2 separate regions of the Mus musculus genome follow, and region 1 is linked to region 2. Evidence: chromatin loops called from intact Hi-C (ENCODE). Cell type or tissue: heart. All regions are shown on one strand. Links, peaks and the distances in the headings refer to the core of each region. The heading gives the core; the rest is flanking DNA. Region 1 overlaps Nhej1 (non-homologous end joining factor 1). Region 2 overlaps Ptprn (protein tyrosine phosphatase, receptor type, N).

Region 1 (8,325 bases), core at 284-8,283, 290 kb before region 2:
GGGAGGTCAGCGGGCAGACTGGAGAGCATAGACCTCACTGGGAAGGGGCACTCTGCAAAGACCTGAAAGAATCAGAGGTTTGACGCAGGCACAGAACTGGGTAAGGAGCAGTCTAAGTAGACAGAGCAGCCTAGAGCGGGGGCCCTGACAAGCCCCTGACAGAGCAAAGAGAGGTGTGTGATTGACAAAGATAAGACAGTTCAGCCCAGGGAGTGAGCTTGACTTCTACTTTCTGAGCAAGGGTGGTTTCCTTTCTGGCACCTGCTGCTGTTTGTCCTCCTTTTAAAATGTGCTGTTTTTAGATCTAACCTGTTGTATGCGTACGGGTGTCTTGCCTGCATCTACATATGGCTGTGTACGACATGCGTGCCTGGTGCTCGTGGAGTTCAGGAGAGGGCGTGGGTCCCCTGGAACTAAAGCTAGGAGTGGCTTCGTAGCCACCATGTGGGTAGTGGGAACTTAACCCTGGTCCTCTGCAAGAGCAGCAGTACTATGAACCACCCTACCCACCAGTCACTCCTTCAGCCTCTCCTCTTCCTATTACTTAATTAATTCATTAGTTATTTATTTAGGTTTTTTGAGACAGGGTTTCTCTGTGTAGCCCTGGCTGTCCTGGATCTTACTTTGTAGACCAGGCTGGCCTCAAACTCAGAGATCGGCCTGCCTCTGCCTCCAGAGTACTGGGATTAAAGGTGTATGCCACCATTGACTACCTATTTTTCTTTTCTTTGTTTTTCTCTTCCTTTTTAAAGAGCAATTCTATTGTTAAAGATTCCACTTTACTCATTCTTTTTTTTTTTTCCCCGCCAGCATGCCTAGGGCCTTGAGCACACTAGGCAGGTGCTGTACCACTGAGCTACACCACTAGCCCATGAAGGTGAGTTCCAACGTTTTTATGAAGGTCAAAGTGTGCCGGGCATGGTGGCACACGACTTTAATCCCAGCACTCGGGAGGCAGAGGCAGGCGGATTTCTGAGTTCAAGGCCAGCCTGGTCTACAAAGTGAGTTCCAGGACAGCCAGGGCTACACAGAGAAACCCTGTCTGGGGTGGGGGGAGCTCAAAGTGAAGAAAGATAATCTACTCTTTAAAGGTACTAATATGTAAATGAACACAACATAGTTCAGAGTAAGTACAAAATAACAGTAATATATAAGATTTTGAAATGAGACACAGAGACAGACAGACAGACTTGAGTAACCTGTAAATAAAATCCATCCTTTACATGTCTGCTTTGGACCTCTGAAGGGTTGTTGAAATCAAGGTGTGTGTCTATGTGGCCACACAGAGGTACCACCAGTTGGTAGGGATGCTCATTATATACATGATTTGAGTTAATGCGAGTTCAGTAATTCTTTCTATTTGTTCCCAACAAACTTGTGCCAGCCCCTTCAAGTAATAGTAATTATAGTAATCCGAACTGTTCTTTCCCATTGGTCTTTTCCATGAGCAATTCAAGTCCACGGTCACCATGAGGTCTTTTCATGCCCTACTCTCTGGTCAATGACATGGCCCATTGCCTAGAGCTTCTGCGGGGACCTCTCTCCGACTGAAGCATTTCCACTCAGTGTCTCAACCACTTGAACATGAATTTGAAGGCACCTTACTTAGATCATCAGGTGCCCGTGCCTGCTTCAGTCCCAGCTGTTGACCACCATTAACTGATGTTGGGGACTCACACCCAGAAGCACATGCATGTCTTGGGTGCTTACTTCCAGGAGCTGCCTGCTCTCCAGACCTCTTTCTGGTGGGAAGCTCATCTCCCACCAAGTAGTGTCTGTCTTACAGTGGCTTTGGAGAGTTTTCCTCAGGAACCCTGACACCCATCACTCAGCGCACTTAGGGAGGAAAAATAGTTTCAAGACTTCTTCACTGTTGTACCGCCCCACCCTATACGAACAGATTAATACAGTTTCACTTGGCACAGGCCTGCTATTTCCATTCTTCAAATCCTAAAAATGCATGTATACTTTGACCGTTCAATAGTCCACAGTACTGGAACTGGGGCCTCACTGTAACTCACGTCACCGACTGGTGACACCTCCAGGAGCAGTGTGGCTGCAACCTGTGGCCTGTACATCTAGGGTGTATGACGGCCAAGTACAAAGCTAAGGAGGCTCCAAGTCTGCAGAGGCAGCTTTCTCAGGCTCTCCATGAACAGATCGTTAACCCAGACACTGCTTCTGATCTTTTGACTCAAGACTCACACTTCTTTTTCATTTTAGTGTATCCCTTTGGCTTGATATTATAATTACTTAAATTACCTTGCTACATTTAATTCACAGCTATCAAAGCTAGCAACACAACGGAGCTAGCCTCCACCATGAAAACACTCAAGCTGTCGTGAGCACCACCTCAGCAGACCTTCAGGTTGTTAGCACTAAGGTTGCTGTTCTGTTGGGGTTATTAGCACTCTGCCTTCCAACCAGTGTCTTCCCATCCCTCCCAAGAGTGATGCATACCCACTGGCACTGCTCAGTGCCCTGGAGGCATCAGGTGACAACAATAATATCAGAGGTCTTTCCTGACCATGTCTTGAACATGGAATTTCCTTACCACCCATGGTACCAAGCAGTGCTTGTTTCTGACCTCACTATCACCCCTGTTCCCCACGCAAGGCCTGGGGAGGGAGGAGAGGACAGGTGGAACAGCAGTAGAGAGAACCCCTGCTCTCTCCCCTGCTCTATTCTCCCCTCTCCTGTCACCGATTTCTGACCAGGCTGTGGATCCTATCAGGGGTCCATAAAGCTGGGAGGACTCTGGCCCGAGAGAGGGAGGTAGGGGTTAGGCAAACAGGCCAGGGAGGCAGTTGGTTGAAATTTAACCACAATATTCTTGGTCTCTATTGTTTTGAGTGAGGCCCAATATTTCCACAGCAGGATTATAGGATCTGATTAACCATGTTAGACAACAATGCTGAGCTGGGATGGGCTTCCCCTTCCAGCTGCCCATATGAAAAAGTAAATATAACACCCAGATTTCAGAAGAGACTCCCAGAAGCCCCCAAGTCCCACTCCCAGTTACAGCTCTGCCATTGTTTTTGGGCCCCAAAGCTCAAGGAGGTAGAGTGTACTGCATGCTCCTTTAACTACTGGCCCTTGGCCCAGCAGGACAAGTAATCCTGGCACAATCGTCCCAGGTGAGTCAATGGCTGTGTGCTCCCCACACCCTGGAGTTCTTCCAATGCCTCTTCCGGGTTCCCCTGGTAGGTCGGTCCGATTCTCAGAAGTCCATGAGAGTTGGGTGCCCAGAGGCCAGCACTCACTCACTGGGGTCCAGGGGTGTGGGAAGCAAACAGAGGTCTGCTGGGATCCAGAAAGGAAAGCAGAGAGTGTGCGGCTTACCAGCCAGTACACAGAGTAAGCATTCGGTAGAGTACTTTGGTACCATCTAATGGCATCCCATGTGCCAGGTGGGAACCACAGAACTGGGAAGGTACATAAAGGACTGCCATATAGTACCTGTGAGGGGAAGTGTTCCCTAAAAAGGGCTCTGAGAGCTTCTCTAACAGGGATCCCCTGGGGTCCCCACCCCTCACACTCAGACAGGCTGCCTCAACTCAATCCTCTCATTCACTCAAGGAAGGCCCAGGAAAGTGGACCAAGGAAGGCGCCAAACTCAACAAACAGCCTTGATCTTGCGTGCCATATAGTATACGTGGGATCAGCAACTAGGGGCCACCCCAAAACAGTAACTTCCTTCTCTGCCTGAGTGTTCTCCTGTATCTAAGGGCCTAGTATAATCTGTTTCAACTTTTCCAGGGACCAGGGATGAGTAACTATGGTTGATGGCTTCCTTACACTGTGTCCCTCGCTCCTTTGAAACGGGCTCCTCCCATCCCAAAGACTATTACAAAAGACAGATTACTCAGAGAAGAACCTAGAAAAATACATTTTGATTGCTTAAAAGACTGTTAACATAGTTGTGCCTTTAGTACCATAACATCATCATGGTGACATTTCCAGCTAGTTCGAAACGTTCATATGAAAAGCAGAAACCAAAGCACACAAGAAACATGCCTGTTGGCATAGGGTACATTAATGAGTAATGACGGGGTTAGCAGAGGTTAGCTCATGTCAGGTCAACGTCATTAGAGGAGTTAGGCTTCCCTTAAACTCTGTAGAGCAAATCTTTGTAGTTTTGTGAGTCGGAGAAAATAAAAGACAGAGTGAGTGAAGAGAAGAAGTTGTCCCTGGCAACATCAGGAATGATGGAGAACCAACAGCCGGGTAGGAGAGGTGCAACTCTTCGTCCCTGTCCCTCCCATCTCCACCATCTCTGCAGCATAAGCAGGGGCTCCCGAGACTCTCCAGACTGCTCCCACCTGTAGTGGTAATAAAGGATTGGGAGCTAAGGGAGCCTTAAATGAACAAGGAGTGTTCTCCGGGTGCCCTGGGATGAGCCTTGCCAGCCGACCTGCAAAGATCTTGGTCTAGCCAGTCCAGAGTACAGAAGCACAGACCTCTCTCTCTGTCACCTTGAGCTCTAGGAATTCCAGGGAAGATGGAGATGAGGTGGTTTCTTCCTTCTCAGTTACATCACTATCCCTTGGAAACACTCCTGGACCAGGAGGCTAGCTCCTAGTGTCAAGAGAAAGGAATGGCCCTGGTGGGTTTTTCCAGAACCCAGTTTGGTCTCTGCTTGGAAGGGCTGCTGGGAAACTCCATAAGGCACCAGGTAAGGGAGTACTATCCAGCTCTTCAGCAAGGAGTGACCTGCGCTAGCTGGCTGGTCCCTAGCTGACAGCATGGGGGAATCACCAGCATGGCCAAGTAGGCCTCGTGACCTAGGTGGCGCTGTTTCTCTACTTTTTAGGTCCAGTTGCAGGAACTTCCTCGAGGTCCCAAGCCCTGCTCCTGGCTTGCTGGCTTGCTCGTGTAAACCACCTTATATTATTTTTTTTTCTAAAAATACTCCAAAGCAATTGAAAGAGTCCCTTCTCCCACCAGCCAGCCCTGGCCCCAGCCCCGGCCCCGGGGAGCGGGCGGGTAGGCGGGGAGGTGGGCCACTGCTTTATTAAACACAGGGAAAACTAATATTTACGGAATAAAATTTATGGAGCAGCCACGAGAATTCGACCCTTTTATGTGCATGGGGAATGGGGGTTGGGCCAGGCTGGGGGCCTCAGGGAGGGGCCCAAGCCAGGGGGCAGGGCTGGAATAGAGCCTGGCTAGGCCAATTTGTCAAAGCGGGATTTCCCTGGAGTTGCCCTGGGATGAATGATTCTCAAACACCACCCAGCTCAGGGGTAAGGGCTTCAGTGATGCCTGAGCCAGGGCTCCTGGCAGTAATGTTTCCCTAACGACGCATTTGAGCAATACCCCCAAGGCAGGAGCAGCCTCTGAGAACACAGGAGCAGTGGACTGGAAGGTGACGAGGCATACTCTTTTGATAGAGTCCCACAATCTCATGAGAAGATGAACAAAGTTGTTTGGAGAACTTTCCTTGTAATTTTAGGGGAGTCATAATTAAGAATGCCTGCTTGAGGCTGCGATTTGGGCAGAAGGATTAGCCAGGGTAGGACACAGAGCTTCACTGTGGTGAGTGTCTACCACAGGGCACACCCTGAGGTGCTGCAGCCCTGCCCCAAGGTAAAGCAAAGTGAGCAGCAGCAGGGGAATGTGTGGCCAGCAGAAAGCCCCAGCATCGCCAGGGGCTCCCGTCTCGGAGAGCCCGCATGGAGGAGAGCCATCCTGCTGGAAGGCAGGGTCCAGGAAAGAGATGTGGACTGTGGAAGACTGCAAGAAGAAGAAAAATCTTCCTGGAAATATTTTTAGTCAATCACCTAAGAAGCTGTAACGAGCTGGGCTGTCACTTACTAGCTGCATCACATTTAATAAGTCAATAATTTCACGACTAGGTTTCCTAGTGGGTTACTGGTACCATCTTCAGATGATGCTGATGATCATATGATGAGATGATCATATGGACAGACTACTTGGTACACAAACTGCTCAAAGAAAGCTGGTCATTTATTACTGTGGCTCCCCCACACACACCCTTTTTTTTTTTTTTTTTTTGAGACAGGGTTTCTCTGTGTAGCCCTGGCTCTGTAGACAGGGCTGGCCTTGAACTCAGAGTTCTATCTGCCTCTGCTCCTGAGTGCTGGGACTAAAGGTGTGTGGTACCACTGCCCGGCTTATTACTGTTGTAATAATTAGTACTTTAGCATGGCTTGTATGGTCCTATCTCCATGAACTGACATCCGGCAGAGACATCAGTCTCAGGGGGAGAGGGTGAAGACAGACGGGGAAGCCCTCCAAAGCAAGCACACCAAAGTGGTTTCTGCATCTGCCTCTGACTCTCCCTCTACCATAGTGTTCCCAGCAATCCTGAGTTCACTTCCCACTGCTATCAAGGTCAAGTTTCAGATGGTCTTACTACACAAGAAGTCATGGCAGAGAAGACCAAGAGTCTGTGTGCAGACAAGCCTAGGTGCCCAGGAGTGATTTTTGGATTCTGCTTGTCTCACTCAACCATCTCTTGTTTTCAGACACTATCTTACTCTGCAGCTCAGGCTGGCCTCGAACTCATAGCAATCTTCTTGGGGCATCCTAGCCTTAATACTTTTTTCTACTAAACACTGTAAGATGCCAGTTTTGTTGTAGGATTCTTCTGGGGTCGGTTCCTGTTCCCTAGCATCCTAGCTATACTTACTTCATTATTTAAGTAGAGTGAAGACAGAGGATGTGGGTGGGTGTAGCCTAGTTGGTAGAGTGCCTAGCATGCAGGAAGCACAGGACTGATCTCCAGCACTGCATAAACCATGTGTGGTAGCACACACACTTGTAATCCTAGCACTTAAATGTAAGCAGAAGGACCAGGAGGTCAAGGTCATCCTCCTATACACAGTTTAAACCAGTGCATGCCTTTAGTCCCAGCACCTAGGAGGTTGAGCTCTGAGTTCCTAGGCCAGCTTGGTCTACATAGTGAGTTCTAGGCCAGCTGGGGCTACACAGAGTGTCTTGGGCCACTGTCTTGAGCCAGAGTGGTGGTGTTATGTGTGGGTATGTGTTTAAAGACAGACATACAGGGACACAGCCATAGACAGGCGAACACAGTATACACACACAGTCATACAAAGACACACACACACACACACACACACACACACACACACCAAAAAAAAAATGTCAAATTTCTTTTTTTCCCCATCTGTGGGACCTTACTTTAGCCCTACTACTTGAAGTCATTTGTAATTTGTCCTGACATTATGGTTTAGCCTATTCCCTGTGCTTTGGGAGGAAACAGAAAAAGCACACACAAGCTTGACAGAAATGTAATCTGTCTTGTACCAACATGGAGAGAGTTCTCAAGATCAAGTCTTCTAACTGTGGCTGACCTCAGCCTCATGAGAGAAGCTGACGAAGCGTCTGTAGGATGGAGCTGATAGCTCAGATGTGACCCAACAGGACTAGGGGACACCCAGTTCTGTTCTAGGGGGATTCTGGGATCCAGAGATCACAGGTAACCTCAACAGTCGAGGAGTGTGAGCATCCTTTATTCTGTGTTGAGAGAGAGAGACCCCTGTGAAAGGCAGCCAGGAGTTCTGGGCATGCGCCTCTTTGTAAACTTGCTTCATGTACCTAAGTTTGCCATAGGGTGCTAGTTCTAGAGAAAGAACACTACCCAAGCAAGGAGCTGGTGTCACTCATATCCGGAATGCCAGTGAGTTGGAGTCAGGCTTCCCCTGGTAAAGTCCCCATCCAGGTGGCCTGTCAACACAAACTCAGGCCTCTGAGGGATGCTCTGCCATGCAAGCTCCTTCCAGGTGATGCTAGGAAGCGGTTTTGCTCTCTTCGTGGTGGCTGAGACATGGAGAGTTAACTGAAGAGTCCCCTGGGCTTCTTCCTCTTGGACTTCACCAGCCGAGCTCTATGCATAGGGCCTGAAGCAGCCTGGAGGGAAAGGAAACTCAGTTACTCTGTTCTGAAACAGACCTCTTGGCTCCTGGTTGGTTGAAGCCTTCTTAAAGTGTCTGACATGCTTTAAGATTTATTGTAGGCAGTGCTGTGAGCGTCTAAGTGGGCGTGTCCCTCACAGGCCATCACTGGAAGTCGAGGAAGGTGAAAAGGGAGTTAAGGTCCATCATTCAGCCCGAGTGGCAGGAAAAGCAAGGAGTCTATGGGCAAGCAAGATGCTCTTCGGTTTAGCATCAGCTAATAATCTCTCTCATTCTATCCTATCAAAGTGCTGTCAACTAGGCAGCAACTGCAGGGACCATGGCTGTGAGGTTACTAAGTTATCTCCAGTGCTCAGACGGCCGGCCACCCAGGAAGCTGCTCATGTGTGACTCACCACAGGCTCATATTCAGGCTCTGAGAGGG
Region 2 (8,325 bases), core at 129-8,128:
CTGAAGAGAACGACAGTGTACTCAAATCTTTAAAACTTTTACTTTAAAAATATTAACATTATTACTTATTATTCAGTAGTAAGGACTGAACCCAGGGTCTTGTGAAAGTTTTCAACCACTGAGTTACGTCCCCAGCCCCTTTTCACTATTTATTGGACAGGGCCTAACTAAGCTGTTCAGATTGGCCTTGAACTTGCAGATCTCCTGCCTCAGCCTCCTGCACAGCTGGAGTTACAGGTGCGTGCCATCTCTGCTGACATTTTTAAATGTGGGTGGAAACATGGAAATAATTTAATACTCTGACATCACTTTCAAAATGTGCCTCAGGTTGCACGATAGTCAGAAATCAGTCATCCTGGAGTTCAGAAACTACCAAGGTCCCCACCTCAACTCTTGCCCCTCTGCCTGGCACTGGAGATCCAGGCCAACTTGGCACAAGTCAGAGGAACAGATGGTTTCAGTATAGAGGCTTCCCTGCCACCTGTGTGTGAATGGCAAGGGATGCTGGGTGTTGTGTTACAGCAGGCTACTCCCTCTGCTAGTGTTTGCTTCAGCACCCTCCCCCTCCCCCTCCAAACTCCCTGCAGGGTAATCTTGGTCTCTTTCTACATTCCTGCCCCAGTTCTCGGAGCAGCCCTCAGGCTAGTCCCTTCTTGACCAGCCCGCCTGCCTGTTCCATCCATGGGGTTGCCACACCTGCCAATGACCACTTAGGTGGCTGTTCAACTGAAGTGAGACTATCAGCAGAGATCACAAAAATAAATAAATGATGCTGGCAGCCATGAGACTGAGGGGGAGAGGGAGAGACAGAAGGGAGAGGTGCAGAGGGAGAAATGAAGACAGAAAGGGGGGGCGGGGAGAGTGATGGAGATGCAGAGAAGAGGGAAAGGAAGGGGAAGAAAGAGCACTTGGGAGGCAGAGGCAGGTGGATTTCTGAGTTCCTAGACAGACTGGTCTACAGAGTGAGTTCCTGGACAGCCAGGGCTATCAGGACTATATAGAGAAACCCTGTCTTGTAAAACCAAAAAAAAAAAAAAAAAAAAAAAAAAGAAAAAAAGAAAAAAGAGAGAAAGAAAGAAAAAGGAAAGAAAAAAAAAAAAAGAAAAAGAGAAATAAGAAATAGAGGCAGAAAGACAGTAAGAAAGATGAGGATGGAAGCTAGAAGCTGGACAGGAGAGAGTGAAAGAGCAAGCCAGCACAGAGCTGAGGCCCAGAAGGGCAAGGCAGGAGGCAAAGCAGGGCCCCTGCAGGAGAGGAGCCCCTGCAGGAGAGGAGAGGGGAACCCCCGCCTCCAGGGACACACACACACACACACACACACACACACACACACACACACACACACACACACATTGGCTCCAGGCCAGCTAAGGAGCCAGATGGTGAAATGGCGGAGTGAGAATGCGGGTGTGAGAAAGGGCACCAGGGTAGGGTAGGACGGCCAAACTGTCAGTACTGGTTTGGGGATGGGAGGCTGGTGGTAGGGACAGAGATCAAGGGCGAGGCTCCAGGCCAGACCTTGTCCCCCAGTAAGAGCTCATGGGTGGCAGCTGGCAGCTTGCTCACCTGCGGAAGTCCAGCAGCGGCCGGGTGGAGGCCGGAGTGCCCTCTGCCGGCCAGCTGAGGAAGTGGAACTGAGTGAGCGTGCGCGTCTCCTGGGTCTGCAGGTTCTTAAGGTAGAAGCTCCGCACCAGGAAGTCCTCGCACCAGATGTGCTCCGACACCAGGTTCACCTGTCAGATATCGGGCACGGTCTGAGCACAGGTGCGCACGCGCTCCGCTCCAGTCCTCACCCTCCTGCTCCCCAAGCAGTGCAAATGTTAAATATTTCGGGAGGTTAAAGGCGGTAATTTCAGTCTTTGGATATTTATTTTCCCTGTCTTACATACGCATGGCTCAGAGTCCCTACAAATGCTTTTTGGTGCTAGACAGAATATACAAGCTTTCATGTATGTATGTATGTATGTATGTATGTATGTATGATGTGTGTGTATGCATGCATGAACCTATACATATACACATTCATATTTTAAAATGTCACCATTTACCCCTTACTGTTGGGTACTCTGACCTCATAGACGTGGTAGAGGGAAGATCCTTCATCCGGCCAGTAGCGGTCACACTGTTTGACACCGTCCTCCACCAACGGGGTCAGCATAACGATGACAGTGCAGCCACTCTCCCACACCATCTAAGGACAGAGATCCAGGTAAGCGGCCCTCTACGTTCCCTGGCTCTGGCAGGCTTCAGGGGCCTCAGGAAAACCCCTCTCCAAGCGTGCACCTGCCAGAAGTCCGCGATGGTGTGGGACAGTGGTCCCTGTGTGGCTATGTAGGCCGGCATCCGAGGGTCATGCTCGATCTAAGGGCAGAGAGGATATGTCATGAGCCAGAATGAGAAGGGCCAGCTTGGAGTGAGGCTTGGTCAAGAGTGGGCCAGGGTGTGGGGGAGGCTGAGATGCCTAAGTTCGAGGACATGGGCTCTACAGTTTCAGGGCTTGGCTGGAGTAAGAGATGACTACGGGGGATGGAATAAAGAGGAGCAGTGCTGATGGGCAGAATCAGTGTGGGAATCGGAGCTGCTCACGATGGGGCTGGCGTTGATGTAATCACTCCGAGAAGGGCTGCTCTCCACTTTCAGCTTGATTCGGGCATGGTCATCTGCACAGAACTCACAAATGACCTTCTGGCCCCAGGACTCTGCCACCCAGCCCGAACCAGGAGCCCCACTCCTCCCCATCCCCTACTCCCCACCCTCCACCTCCCACCCCCAGCCTCGAACTGCTCCTAGCAGAGTGTGGGGCCAAGTTGGCCCACGACTCGCTTACAGGGTAGGAAGTCAGGATGGCGGTTCTTCTTGATGTTGCTCTCATCCTGTGCGGCGGCACAGGTGTTTGGCTCTGCTTGGTAGGCGCACAGAGCCTGCCACTCCTTGGCCAACCGGTCCCGGTTCCGAAGGTGATCCTCCATGTATGCCTGTAGGGGGCACCACAGCCCGGCTCTGGGCCACACTGCCCGTCCTGCCTCTCCTGCTATGCTGTTCCCTCCCCACTTTAGGCCTGGGCCCTTTCCTGACCAGAATCATGTGTCCTGTGGAGATGTCCATGTTGGCCTGGGCGGGCTCCTCGCACCAAGATGGTGTGCTGCTGTGGGAACTGGGGCTGGCCTGGGCCGCGTCGCTGAACTGGGAGGACACACTGCTCACCCTAGAAGGCTCTGGCTGACCCTCCGCCCGGTTAAACAGGGACTTTGTGGCCATGTGCTGGCGACACAGGTCCTGCAGAGGAAGGATTGGGTGAGGGTGGGGGTCCTTAGAATCCCTCTACAAGGTTTCTAAGCCACAGGCTGGAGCTTAGTGGTCCTGCAGGCTTAGCGCTTGCCCAATGTGCGGAGTTCAGTTCCCAGCTCTCCAAACAAACAATGCCTTAGGCTTTGTCTCTGATCAACGGGATGAGTAAGATCTGTCTTTCGCCCTCATTCTTTTCTGCCTTGGTGCATATGACAACCTCAGATACCACAAAGTAGAATCCCAGAATCATATTCCTGGGAGGCATCTCCAGAGCCAACTATTCCCAGCCCATATTCATCTAAAAAGTATGTCCCAACACCCCTTCCAGGACCTTTCCATCCTTTACCCAGACAGGACCTCTCATTCTGCCCACATCCTTACTCCACACAAGACTGGGTCACTCGAGCCCCTTGTAGGTCCTTCCCTCCATGAGCTTCTATAGTTTCACACCTGGTACTCAAAAGTAGTGTCACCATGGGCCCCCTCCGGCCCCAGCGCTGCCAGGCGCTCCTTATCCCGCTGTCTCGAATGATGGCGCATACACAAGGCCACTGCCAAAGCCACTAGCAGCCCAGCGACGCCTGCCAGGGCCACTAGAGTAAGCAGCACTGAGCGCATGGGAGATATGCCATGGGCTTGTCGGGGAAGGACTTCAGCTGCTTCCTCCCTCTGTGGGAACAAAACCAGAATCAGAGGGATGGTTGCGGGGAGACTGGGCCTTGACTCCTACTTAGGCCACCTCTAGGGACAAAGCTGTGACAGGCAGGGGTATGAAGGTAACAGGCAGAAGGGCATACAGCTTCCTTCCAAATCCACAATGGACCAATTCAAGAGCTAGAGACTTTGGGTGATCCCACCAGAAGGATTTCCATAGAAACAGAAAAAAAGATGTCATGAAAAGGATGATATAGCTTTAAGAATGGTCCTTCAGGAAAGCGCCACTGCGCCATCTGTTGGTCAAAATGAGAACTACACAGAGACGGGCTGCATGGGGAAAGAAGGCTGGTGAGCCTAGTGAACTTTCAACCCTTTAAGTTCCTGTTCTTGCCTCCTCTCTTGTGTGCAGAGTCAGACCTACGAGGGCTTTGACAGATTCTACAGTTAGTGCTTACCTGTCCCACCCCTGTCTGCAAAATCTGGAGCCCTGTCTGCGCTTCCAGTTCAGACTTCACCAGCCCTGCAGGAAGGGTGCAAGCCAGGCTCTTTTCAGCCCTATGTGGGCTGGAAATAGTTTAGGGAAGGATCAGCACAGGAATCAAGGCTGGGGTCATGCGGAGCCTGGATTCGAAGACAGGGTGCTATTTACCAGCTTGCTGGGTCACATCTGCCAAAGACAGGTTCTGCTCATTGTGCCGGATTCGGAAGGTGACAGCTGGTCCCACCACACTGCCAAATAGGAAATATGTTACTCCCTTACCCACCGGAGACTCCAGATTCTAAATAAAGAGGCCGGCAAGGCAGATCAGGGATTCCCACGAGTGTGTCTAATGACAGGCAGATTCAGGATGAGGCTAGCAGCAGGCCTACGTGTGGCTCCCCTGCTTTGACAAGTTGGGGGGGGGGTCTCTGACCCCAGAGCTGTCTTCCCACCTCACTCAGGCTAGACGCCCCCACCCCCACCCCACGCTGTCCCACCACAATGGCAACCCCACCTGATGTTGATAAAGCTACCGGAGGACATATGCACGTGCTCAGCCAGAATCTCCAGCAGCCTCACTCCAGCCACCAGGCTCAGGGGTCTGCAGGAGGGGAGCAGGCAGAGAGGGAAGTGGTGACTCTCAGGCACTCTTTTGAGACAGGCCACCTCAAGACGTGTAGAACTACCCCTCCCCCCTCTACCTCTTTTTTTTTTTTTAAAGATTTATTTATTATTCTATCTAAGTACATTGTAGCTGTCTTTAGACACACCAGGAGAGGGCATCAGATCTTATTACGGAGGGTTGTGAGTCACCATGTGGTTGCTGAGATTTGAACTCAGGACCTTCGGAAGAGCAGTCAGTGCCCTTAACCGCTGAGCCATCTCTCCAGCCCCACTCCTCCCAACCTTTTTTTTTTTTTTTTAAATAGCACTGGATTCTTGCTCTTTGCTTCTTGCCAGACAGGCTAACCCAATCCCATAGGGACTGGAGGGCTTCCCCAGGATGCAGCACTCACTTCTGGTCAGTGACGATATAGCCATACTCCTCGGCCGATGGTCGAGCTGATGGCCGTCCCACCACTGTGGGCTGGCTCTGGCCCAAGGGACTTTTCTTCTCCAGAAGGACTGAGGAGGAGCCCAGAGGGCTGGGTGTGTGGGGAGGTTCAGGGAAACCAGGGCTCAGCACCTGCTGAACTTCGCTGGAGGCAGGGCTGGCAGTGAGGTACCCAGGAAGCGAGGGTGTGGGGGGCAGAGCTTCTGCTGGGTCTCCTCTCTGCATCTGTTGTATTGTCTGTTATAAGACAGGATGCAGGCGTGACTTCTAGAGTGGAAGGGCTGGGGAGGAGGGGCGGTCACACTTTGGGCTCTAAACTCTTTACAGTGGAGTTTAGGAACGGTTTAACTTTTTAACCCCCAAAGCCCACACAATGGCTAACAGAGAGCGCATCCATGGAGTGTGAATCGAATGTATGAATGTGGGAGTATAAGGTTTAGTGAGTGAAATATGGTCTGTAAACCACAGAATGGGGCTTCCATTCTGTGGGGTGGGGTGGTGATGGGGAGCTGAGCCCAATAATTGGGAAAGATAAACAGAAAGGCAGCGGTTTTTAGGCTTTTGTTCTGTGGCAATAGTTAGAAGCCTACACCTAAAACACAGAGACAAAGCTTATCTAGCTACAGCAGGATGGAACCTCCACCAAAGACCCCACTGTAGGAAACATGGGACTCTGAATGGATTGTGGTCAAAAGAGGAGCGGATTAAAGATTCTGGCTTCTAGTGCTGTTGACTTTAAGTGAGGCCGCAGGTGATTATTTGAAGTCTCTAGGCCTTAAAGTGAGGGACCAGAGGATAGATTCCGAGCCATGATCTCAAAGCAAAGGTGTGTGTGTGTGTGTGTGTGTGTGTGTGTGTGTATGTGTATGTATGTGTGTATATGTATGTGTGTGTATGTATGTGTGTATGTGTATGTATGTGTGTGTATGTGTGTGTATGTGTGTATGTGTTTGTATGTGTGTGTATGTGTGTGTGTGTGTGTGTGTATGTATTTGTGTGTATGTATGTGTGTATGTGTATGTATGTGTGTATGTATGTGTGTGTATGTATGTGTATGTGTGTGTGTGTATGTATGTGTGTATGTGTATGTATGTGTGTGTGTATGTGTGTGTGTATGTGTATGTATGTGTGTGTATGTGTGTATATGTGTGTGTGGCAGCTAGGTGCTAGGAACTCACTTTCTTGACATCGGCTCCTCCAACATTTACAGCCCCTTCTGTAGAAACACAAAAAGCAATAGTCAAGGCCAAAAGGACCAGCACTCTTGAACCTGTTCTATCTGTGTGACCTCTGTCCTATTAACAACCCAGATGCCACCCCCTCTGCCCAGGCTCCCACTCACCCACCGCCTCCATGAGCTTCCCACTCTCTAGTCCCTTTCCTGGTCTAATGCTTCACCTCCCCTGCTTACCCTCTTGCTCCCTGTCCTCAAAAGAACTCTCTTTCCAGCCAGGCTGCTGGACCATGCCTGTATCCTAAACTCTGGAGGTAGAGGCAGGAACATGGGTTTTCAGAGCATCCTAGACTACAGCAAGACCCCATATCAAGAAGAAGAAAACCCCCAAACTCTCCTCTACAATAACCTCCGTGGAGATGCGAGCTGCTGGCCTCCCTGACTGGACACTCACCAAGATTTCTTCCTGTGCCCTTGGGCAGCAACTGCAGCAGGGTCAAGAGGGTAGAAAACTGCTCCGGGGTCAACTGACGCAGCTCTACTCCATAGCCTGCCAGTACAGCAGTCAATCTCTGCAGACTCAATTCTGCCGGGAGCCAGACACGGAGCTTAGGGCGGACGGTGGAAAAGGACTGCAGTGCTGAGAGGTGGTTGGGGCATGGGACATGCACATTGCAAATTCTTTTCAAGCACTAGGACACGGATGCTCATTCCCAAACCTTGGACATACTCGAGGTGTGCCAGGTGCACACCCCACTCTCCCCACATCGAAGCTAGGGCTGTGTGGATCAGCTTGTCAATAGACAGTTAAATGTGTGAACGAAAGGCAGAATGCCAGCTGTGGTGATTTGCGTGTGTGATCCTCAGAACTCAGGAGTCTGAGGCAAGAGGATTGCAGCAGGTTTGAGTCCTGCCTGAGCTAAAAATGAGTTCAAGGATAACCTGGGGTAACAGCAAGACCTCGTCTTAAAAATAAAATAAAAATATAACTGAATAAACAAATGAATAAGTGAACATCTTCAAAGGTAGCCAGGAAGGGCCCCAGCAAAGAGGTAGACCCCACCCCAACCCCAAGACAGAGAGGTAGAGGCTGAGGCCACTGCTACCTGGTTGTGCTGCTTGGGGAGGGGACTTCTCCCCACGACCCCCTAGTACTTCCTCCTCATGGCCCTCTGAAGAGTCCTCTGCCCTGTTGCCCCCATTCTCTGGCAACCTTGGTGCCCGGGCTCTGCCAGGCACTGGCAACTCTTGGGCCATGTAGAGCAGCCCTGAATCTTGGAAAAGTTGAGCAGGTGAGGGACCTGTAAGGTCCCCAAAAGAGTGTCCAGAGTGAGTCCCCAAAATGGCCTTGGAGGCACTTCTGCTGAAGAGTGCAGGACCTTCAGCCTTGGACAGGTGACCAACACCAACTACCCCAGAGGAGCTCTCTGAGCCCCGGGAGCCATCTCGGGAGCCAAACTGTGGGGAGACAGAGTTGTGGGTAAGAGCAGAGTCAGGGCTGGGTACTGGGGTCGGGGCATGGCCAGGTTGGAGGTCTCACCTGGTGGAAGAGGTAAGGCTGTAGCAGTGCAGGTTCATAGGTCAGAGCAGGGTGTGGAGGCTGTGGGGGCATTAGCAGATGCTCCAAGAGAGGGGGTAACAACTCAGCCTGCAGAGAGGACAGTGGGGAGC

What was found. Peaks named below come from ENCODE experiments on the same cell type or tissue, not always from the same donor. Only the 100,000 strongest peaks of a DNase experiment are listed, where the experiment ranks them.
Region 1: it touches region 2 in a loop (2.0-fold over the local background); 1 of 42 quality-filtered maps calls a loop at or near these places.

The regions. Positions count from the first base shown.
Region 1 is chr1:74,959,873-74,968,197 of GRCm38, forward strand. Nhej1 (non-homologous end joining factor 1) reads right to left here. Exons shown (of 9, transcript NM_029342.4): 8 at 8,297-8,325; 9 at 7,474-7,896. The coding sequence ends at 7,822. Among named protein-coding and RNA genes, the nearest start is that of Ihh, 12 kb to the left of the region's middle. In heart, for the core only: a CTCF peak has its summit at 4,791; a DNase peak (open chromatin) is centred at 4,789; H3K4me3 peaks cover 499 bases; H3K27ac peaks cover 569 bases; H3K27me3 peaks cover 2,660 bases.
Region 2 is chr1:75,250,185-75,258,509 of GRCm38, forward strand. Ptprn (protein tyrosine phosphatase, receptor type, N) reads right to left here. Exons shown (of 23, transcript NM_008985.3): 5 at 8,195-8,325; 6 at 7,761-8,112; 7 at 7,109-7,240; 8 at 6,659-6,696; 9 at 5,443-5,717; 10 at 4,941-5,027; 11 at 4,595-4,674; 12 at 4,401-4,465; 13 at 3,739-3,957; 14 at 3,076-3,276; 15 at 2,828-2,975; 16 at 2,587-2,660; 17 at 2,284-2,361; 18 at 2,072-2,191; 1 more. Among named protein-coding and RNA genes, the nearest start is that of Ptprn, 9.9 kb to the right of the region's middle. In heart, for the core only: CTCF peaks have their summits at 2,987 (motif pointing right) and 4,259 (motif pointing left); DNase peaks (open chromatin) are centred at 1,607, 3,877, 4,297 and 5,547; H3K4me3 peaks cover 666 bases; H3K27ac peaks cover 390 bases; H3K27me3 peaks cover 2,492 bases.